2 separate regions of the Mus musculus genome follow, and region 2 is linked to region 1. The links are chromatin loops, found by intact Hi-C in ENCODE. Cell type or tissue: left cerebral cortex. All regions are shown on one strand. Each heading gives the region's core, and the rest is flanking DNA. Links, peaks and the distances in the headings are about the cores only. Region 1 has its middle 20 kb from the start of Gpr37. Region 2 has its middle 12 kb from the start of Hyal6.

The links. Peaks named below come from ENCODE experiments on the same cell type or tissue, not always from the same donor. Only the 100,000 strongest peaks of a DNase experiment are listed, where the experiment ranks them.
Region 2: a loop joins it to region 1, with 4 times the contacts of the local background. A loop is called at or near these places in 5 of 42 quality-filtered maps.

Annotation. Positions count from the first base shown.
Region 1 is chr6:25,707,749-25,712,149 of GRCm38, forward strand. No RefSeq gene overlaps it. Among named protein-coding and RNA genes, the nearest start is that of Gpr37, 20 kb to the left of the region's middle. In left cerebral cortex, for the core only: a CTCF peak has its summit at 1,998; a DNase peak (open chromatin) is centred at 1,980.
Region 2 is chr6:24,719,265-24,723,665 of GRCm38, forward strand. No RefSeq gene overlaps it. Among named protein-coding and RNA genes, the nearest start is that of Hyal6, 12 kb to the right of the region's middle. In left cerebral cortex, for the core only: a CTCF peak has its summit at 2,581 (motif pointing right); DNase peaks (open chromatin) are centred at 2,236 and 2,643; H3K4me3 peaks cover 221 bases.

The DNA.
Region 1 (4,401 bases), core at 267-4,266:
TTATTTACTTTTTTATGTATGACTGCACTGTTGCTGTCTTCGGACACACCAGAAGAGGGCATCAGATCTCATTACAAGTGGTTGTAAGCCACCATCTCAGGACCTTTGGGAAAGTAGTCGGTGCTCTTAACCTCTGAGCCATATCTCCAGCCTGAGATGATATTTATATATATTTTGTATAACAGCAAGAGTGAACACTGCCCACTTACCAGTGTTGTCTAGCTACAAATTGACTATATTAATAAAATGGTTACCTTTGCAAAAATATTGCCTTCTTCAACTACATTCTGATGTGTTAGTGTTGTGTGTCATACTTATAGAGCCTTTGAAGTTTACATTGTTGAAAACCCCTGTCACCAATCTCCAAGTAGAAGCACTATGTTATTCTTTTTAGCAAGTCTATGGCATTTCTAAGTTTCTACAATGAGGTTAAAATGAAAAATAAAAATTTAAAAAAACAAGTCAATAGCAACTTGGGATAGAATGAACTGCATAATTTGTATTGTAGATGGCTTGCTTCAGACATAAATAAAATCTGTAAACAGATTATCATATTGAAATGATAGCATCACATGATATGTTTCTAACATTTATGAAATAATCAGGAAAGGGTTTTACAATTTTTAAAGAAAACAAAGGTGCAATCCAGTTGATGTTTTACTGACACATTGCTGTTTAGCTGCTCTTCACTTAAGATCTTCAGTTAGGGAGGCAGTTTGCAAGTTAGAGAAAAGAATGGGAGACTGAAGAGACCTGTATATCAATTCTATCACTCATGGGCTATCACAATGTGGTACTCATTTCCTGTGTGACTCTCAGGCTAGAATAATCAAAGTAGATTTCCATGGGACAGAAATAAATTATATATAACTATTTTAACTCAAGAAAGTTGGAAGCAATTTACTGTGAAGAAAATAAAAAGAAAACTATTAATCTCTCATAAACTGTTTTTATCTTCCTTATCATTTATTCCCTGTTTTTCCACACTGCCTTAAGTGAGCATGCATACGTATGTAGTCATTGTCTCTCAGTAGATGTTGTTCATATGTATTCATACAACTAGTGATACATAAACTTTTTTTTCTATTGATCATTATATATGTTGTAATACTACTGAGTTCTCCAATGGTCTTTGAACACATTTGCTATTCCTGATCCTGTGCCTTTGATAAAGAGGAGCGATGAGAGGCAATTGGTGCAAATTAAAACAGAATAAAAGAAGGAAGGAAAAATCGGTGAGTTCATCTTAATACACAGGCAAAAATCATTTTTAAATGAGATACGTCAAAGTTTCAAACTTCCAATGAGTATGAACTTTAAAAGTATTGATTTACTTTTTCAGTTTTAGGAGAGGAATTACGTTGTGTTATCTGTGAGTATGGATGTCAGTATGGCTGAGGTTGGTTCTTTCCTTTGATCATGTGCACTGTGGGCATTAAATTCAGATTGGCTGAAAGTGCTTTTACCTGCTGAGCTATCTTGCCAGCTGTATTACGAACTTCTATACTTTAAGATATGTGAATGAAGGAGTCCAGATTCCAAAGTTAAAGTCTATTGCATACTGGGAGCTGCTTCTTAGAAAGTGAGAGCTGCAATACCAGAGCCTTAGCAGTCCTGGGACTCTGTTGAGAAGGTATTGAATTACCAGATTGGTGTGGATACCCCTAAGCACACTTGAATACATAGGCTAGCTGTTTACTTGGAAGGTTTACAGAGCAGAGGCCCATTCTTTCATAGTTCGGAGAGGATACTATAACGTTAGTATTCTTCCAGAACTGTTTGGCGTCTTTGAAGCTTTGCAGGGAATTGGAATTGGCAGGGACTCAAGCAGCTGTGACCAAGCCAGTTAAGTTTCTGGAGGTCTCTAGACACACGTGTGCAGAGACACTGATAGAGTTCGCAAGCTGCTGCTTGTTGTGACCACTAGAATCTCAGACTGGATTAATTTCTAGATCAGTCCAGAATCCTGTGAGGAATAGCTCCCTCGTCTGTCAGGCTGCCACAGTGCAGTTTACAGCCTCAGGCTTCCAAACTGATTTGATTCCTCTAAGTTTGCACTTCAGATTGGCTGGACATTTCTGTAGTTGCTGTCATGATCTGAAAAATCAAGCACTGTGTATAAATAAGTTCAAAAATATAATAACAGTTATAAATTTCCTGTTACACAAAATGTGTGAATTGGCTACACATTTTCTTCAGAAAAAAAATACAATTATTTTACATAATCATGGAGGATGAATAGAAATTTGTGTAGTTTTATGTGTACTTTCAGTTATGTGCTCATTAAACGAAAATTGTGACTGTTAATCATCATGCAAATGGCATGTTTGTACAGGATTTAGAATGCATTTTTTTCATACCAAATATAAAAATGTAAGGCATTAGCCTTGCAGTGAAGAACACTAACTATAGAAAGATCTGCCTGGCTCACAGAAACCCTAAAATTAAAAAAAAAAATGCAATGAATAGTTACCATATCAGCAGTTTTCTCCTACGGGCTCTCACTTTTGTACTCCAGACTCCAACTCTCTTCACAAGATGCCTGGATTTTATTCTGATCCGTACCTCAAGCTTTTAGATACTTATTCAAAATTAAACTGTGTCTGCTTAAATGGCCATCCTGAACTATTTTCTCTTCATAAATATTTTAAAATGTACTACAGTTTCTGAATGTCAAAAGGGAAGTTCATGTTACCTTCTTTAGGAACTTAACAAGGTTCCTAATAAAGGGAAGGAGTTGGGAAGAGTGTAAGACAAGAAGGCAGGTGCATATAGACCTGAAGGAGTTTGCAGTTACATCCTTCATCTATGTGCTTTCATTCTCTGCACTTCCTTAGCAGAGCCTTAAAGCAAAATGAGTTAACATCTTCTCACCAGCCCAACTATGAATCAGGCTAAATTGTCTACATCCATTACTCTCTTAAAATCTCAGTATCTTTAGAAAATGTGACAAACTGAGGCTAAGAGATTGAACTTGAACAAAGCAGGTGTGGCTCCAGACCCCTTGGGAAAACAGTGTAATATGATATACATGCCAGACCGGTTTATTCACTCCTTTCTTCACACTTCTCTGTCATTTCCTTGGTAGATTATTGGTTTATGGTGATGTAAGGCTTCCCAGAGAGAAAGCACTCCCTTTCCACAAGAACGACTCCCTAATAACTACTTTTTTTTTCTTGGTTGTTTTGTTTTGTGTTGATACCAGAACTAACAAAATATCAAAAGGGGGTATGTTGCAAAAGTTATTTAATCCCTTCCTAGGTTTCTACCCAGCCTTTGACACTTTAGTTCCAGATAAAAGACACACAGCCTTTATATTTACAGTAAGCCTTAAACAGCAGTTGGGTGGATACCTGCCTGCCATGCTATTAGAATTTACTTTTCCATTGAAGACCCAGAAATATTACTTACTACTTACTGTTTCATCTGGGCAGCCCTTAACTCCAACTGGCCAGCCCTCAGGACCAGGTTTTTATGGCTCACCTAACCCATGGCTCCTTCTCCTTCTCCTTCTCCTTCTCCTTCTCCTTCTCCTTCTCCTTCTCCTTCTCCTTCTCCTTCTCCTTCTCCTTCTCCTTCTCCTTCTCCTTCTCCTCCTCCTCCTCCTCCTCCTCCTCCTCCTCCTCCTCCTCCTCCTCCTCCTCCTGCTCCCGCTCCCCTCCCCCCTCCTCCTCCTTCTCCTCCTTCTCCCGCTCCCCTCCCCCTCCTCCTTCTCTTCCTCCTTCTCCTCCTCCTCCTCCTCCTCCTCCTTCTCCTCCTTCTCCCGCTCCCCTCCCCCTCCTCCTCCTTCTCCTCCTTCTCCCACTCCCCTCCCCCTCCTCCTTCGCTTCCTCCTTCTCCTCCTCCTTCTCCTCCTTCTCCCGCTCCCCTCCCCTCCTCCTCTTCCTTCTCCTCCTTCTCCTCCTCCTCCTCCTCCTCCTCCTCCTCCTCCTCCTCCTCTGCCTCCTCCACCTCCTCCAATTCCTCTTTTTCCTCCTCCTCCCCCTACTGCTCCTCATCCTCTCCCTCCTCGTCCTCTTCCTCCTTCTCCTTCTCCTCCAGTACCTTCTTCTTCTCCTGGTGGTTCTCCCACAACCCCAAGCCCAGGGGAAATCTAAACCCCACCTATTTCTTTTGTTTTCAGCTATTAGCTGCTGACTTCTTTATTTGCTAATCAGAAATAACATGGAAGCTGGGTCATAGGTCTACATGGGCACTCTCTCATCTCTGGGGCAACCAGTCTTGGGGGAGGGGCAATATCATCATTAAAATACAAGCAGCATCAGGCCAACCCACTACAGGGTAAGTTGCAAGGCTGAAAGAAGATCTCTGCAATTTCAAGGCCAACTATAGGTATAAGTGTGATCCTGGCTCAGGAAACAAAACAAAAAGAAAAAGAAGGAAAAGGAGAAAAGAAAAACA
Region 2 (4,401 bases), core at 318-4,317, 990 kb before region 1:
GTGAACATAAGCAAAGAGCTCAACTTTAAGGGATAATTTCATTTTCTGTAAAAAAGAGATAGTAGAACTTTGGTAATGTGTGATATGACTGAATTACTTTGTATATAAAAGTATGACGAACCCCTTGGCATGTAAGATGCAAAGAATTTGTGTGTCTTTGTTTCCTAAAGGAAGCCACCTGCGTTTACAATGCATCAACCTCATTGGTAAGTCCAACATGAGTTATTAACGAGAGTTATCTTCTTTGAAGTTTATGAAATTTGTACACTTATACCACCTTAGAAAGATGGGAGAGTGTGTGGACAAGTATCCCTTGGCTTCATCTGTTTGGCAGAAGGTACACATCTTTTGTAAATATGGGTGGTGGCTTATTCTTTGAAATATACATTACTGCTTGAAATCTGCTTCTATTTGAGACACCAGAGATGACTTCCATGGATTATTATTGTGATGTCCACTCAAAATATCTTTTTTTGGTCATTGTTGTTGTTGACTGCTTAGTCACAGACATTTATACAAGATTTTAGGAACACAGACATTAATAAATAGGCAAGTCTCATCTTTACATATAACATCCCTTTCCATACTAGAATTAACTGCCTCTAAAGTTCTGAGTTTAAGGACCTGAAGAAACCCTACTGTGTGGATTGAGTTTCCTGGAGGAGGTGTGAACAAATGTCTATTCATCCTAGATAGCCAACTAATGACAGACCAAAGAAACTATTCTATCAAAGACACTTGGCAAACCAATAAATTTAGTGGGGTTACTTACCGGAGAATGGATAAGGAGTCACTTGTATAGCATGGATGACTCAAAGGTAGAGTCACTGAAAAGCTCACACCAGTTAGACAACTGTTCATGAACATTGCATTCCTAGAGTTTTCTATACAATGTTCAGTCAGTTTAACAGGTTGGAGCCTTTCACTCTCCAGCATACTATACTGCTTACTATAACCTTAGAGAGAGATTTTGTAAATTTGGTAAATTTTAGGAACTTCCTGAGATTCATGAATTCTTTCCTTCCTAGACCATGAAGTTTTGCTTCTTGATTCTTAAGGATTGAATGTTAAAATTCAAAGAAATTACTACATATTAAACTCACATTCTCCTTGTATTCTCAGCAGTGGAATCAACTCCATCAATAGGCTATTTAGCCCAAACTTATATTTTTATTTTCTTTTTTGGATATAATCCAGTTTTAATTTTTTAATTGAGTGATAACTTTGAAATGAGTCCTTCTACCCTTCCTCTCATGATATGAACAATTAGACCCAGACCATAGAGACCAAGCATCATTCTTTAACTGATAAAAGCACAACAGGAAAAAATGCTAATTATTTTTGCATAAATTACACTGCTGCACAAGCAAACCACATAGCATAGAGTAACTGCTCATTTAATCACCACTGTTGGAACAGAATATAAGTTTTAATTGTTGGGTTTGTCTTTTATTCTCATTGTAAATCTGGATAAAGTGCCTATGTGTCTCTTCTGTAAATGACTTTAGGAATGCAATTATACGCAATCCATATTGTCTTTTTACTGGCCAGAACATATTTCACAGAAATAATAAAGTCTTAAATATAAAGACTTTGAATCCACTCTTACTTTCCTAGTAAAAAATTCAGTCCTTAGGACTGGGCATGATAAGGTTAAACTTTATTAAGCACAGCATACCTTAGTCTGAAGTAGATCAGAAATTTGAGGACAGCCTGGGATACATGACATGAACCCAGCTAAGTAAATAGTAATTAATCACAGAAAGGAATGAGATTACATCCATTCTATACCACGGATGAGTCTGAAAATATCGTGTTAAATTAAAATTGATGTTCACAGGTGAGGCCATTATGCACGATTCCATCCATGAAAATGGATTTCTACCCATACAAAATTTTTAACGTATGTAAATCGATAAGGACAGAACACAGATTGCACAAAGTCAGAGGAAAGGCACCTGTGGGCCGGTAGTTAGGTAACTAGCATAGCCACTCTAACTTAAATTGTCAACAGTGATCAGATACAATTTCAAGATTAATTTCTCAAAGTTTCAACACAAACGTCTGCTAAAGTAATAGAGCGCTGAGACTTTGTATTGTTTTCGTTACAATTGCAGCCACTCTTCTCTAGCATTGGCCAACAAACAGACAAACAAACAAAGAAACAAGCACCGGGTCCCCCTAAAGAACCCCAAACAAAAACCTAAAACCAAACTCAACAACAAAATCCCTCAGGTGTGAAGAGCCCCCTGCTGGCCGTTTCCTAAGAATTCCTGGTTCACCCAGGAATCACACAGACCTAAGGACTTCGGTCTAAATGTAAACTTTCTTAAAAATCAAGGCACTCTGCCGTTTGATAAGAACTATTTACAATTATCCCATCATTACCAAAGCCTGTTTGGATTTACGCGGGATTCACTTTCTATCTATCAGCAGATGTCAAAACGTTCTATACCTTCTATTTATCCTGTTTCTTGAAAAGAGGATTTTGTCTCTCAAGTCTCAATTCTAAAGTTCTCTGAAAGTTTTTAATTTGAAAAAAAATTGTTTATTGATGATAATATGAATCTTAACAAATGTCTAAAATTATACCACCAGATGGCGCTACCTCCCTGCAGTTCCCGAAGCACCATGTTTGAAAGGACATTTTACAGTGAGTTTTAATTACCGTCTGTTAGTACTATTTAAAGTTGCAAGAATCTGTTATCCAAGACTCTGTTGTGCCATAGGGCTTTATAATTGTACACCTGCCAGTGGAAGTTGGCCAGCCAGTAGCAACACATAAAGAAGCTTAGCTTCAGTCTCTCTTGGATTTTTAAAAATTTTACCTTTCTATTTATTTTGTATGTTATTCCTAAGGAGTATAAGAATAGGCATTTTGTTGTGGCATAACAAATCTTATTAAAATATATATCGATAATGACCTCAATCCAATAAAGATTCATAATGATATATTACAATATTAATTTACAACCACAAAAGGTAGAGCTTTTTTTTTTTTTTTATCCAAGGATAATATTTATCTTGTACTTAAAAGCAACGTTGCAAAAGAAAGTTGGAATTAGGAGGCGGCAGGTGGCTGGGTGTGGGAATCATGTTCTTGATTCTGTGACAGATATAAATAAGACATTCCTTTTAGTCTTTTACCTTGCTGGTCCCCTTATAATTACATGGGTATAAAAGGGCAAGTTCTGGCCAATGAAATGATAGTGCAAGTGAAAGTCTCTTTTCCAGATGGAGGTTATAAGGCATTCATGGGTTTCTCAAGGGTTTTTGAACTCAGAGGAATTACAGGAAGGAGAGAAGAATGGGAAGCAGATGTATCTGTGTGTTGTTTTCCCTCATACAGTTTTTGGTTCCACCTGAAATTCTTTAACTAATGAAGAGAACATGGAGAGTGGAGAAAGACTCTCACACTCTGCCACTCAGTATTTGAGATGAGGGAGGAAGCAAATTAGCTGGAATCCTATACCAGTTGGGGCAGTCCTGTGATAGTCAGCCCTGCTCAGGGAAAGGAAAGTCTGCCAATATGGCCTCCCAGAGCAGGTTTTGCTCAGAAGTGATTTAGACTGATCTACAAGTTGTTGGAGCACCAACCAGGAGAGCTTGCTGGCGAAAGTCATCACAGCAGAACAAGATTCCTAGTGATATTTCAGAGGAGCTATATAGCACATGGGAGATATAGCCACATTTTGAATAGTTAGCTGGACCACCAGTAAGTAGGGAACATTCGACCTAGATGTCAAAAGACCATTACCAGGCCATGACTGAGGCAAGAACACACAGTTTAACCTATACATAAACTTTAGTGTGAAATAAAATTAACTTGAGATGTGGGCAAAGAATACTGTATGAGAATATGAATAGGCTAAGAACATTACGCTCAAGACCCTTGATTCTTCCCTGCTCTTGGGACCTCCACTTATTCTACTTAAACAGTTCATCCCTGAGCTAAGGTGTAGCTTCTTTGCAGTGTGTCCAGTATATGTGAGGCCCTGAGTTTAATTTCCAGTACTGTAAATAGGTTGAGGGATCTAATGTGATAAAGATAAAAGGCTTATTTAGTCAGCATTTAGAAGGTGGAGTCAGGGAGATCAGGAGTTCAATGAGATTTTCTCTCAATAGCCAAAAACTTCAGTTACTGCCCCTAGAACAACTGCAGCAGTAGCAATGAATAAACAACAGATTTTATTGAAGAAGGGGCAGAAAAGATCTGAGACCTATGAGAGACCGAACATTTGAATTATATAGAAGTCCCCTTCTATATAATTTGTATTATATATTTGTGTTTATCAAATGCTATTTTAGAATATTTTAAAACAGAATTAGAATTTATTTAATTTTTTTCCCAGGCACCATCTTATTTAATCCAAGATGACTGCCAATTTCTGATCCTCCTGC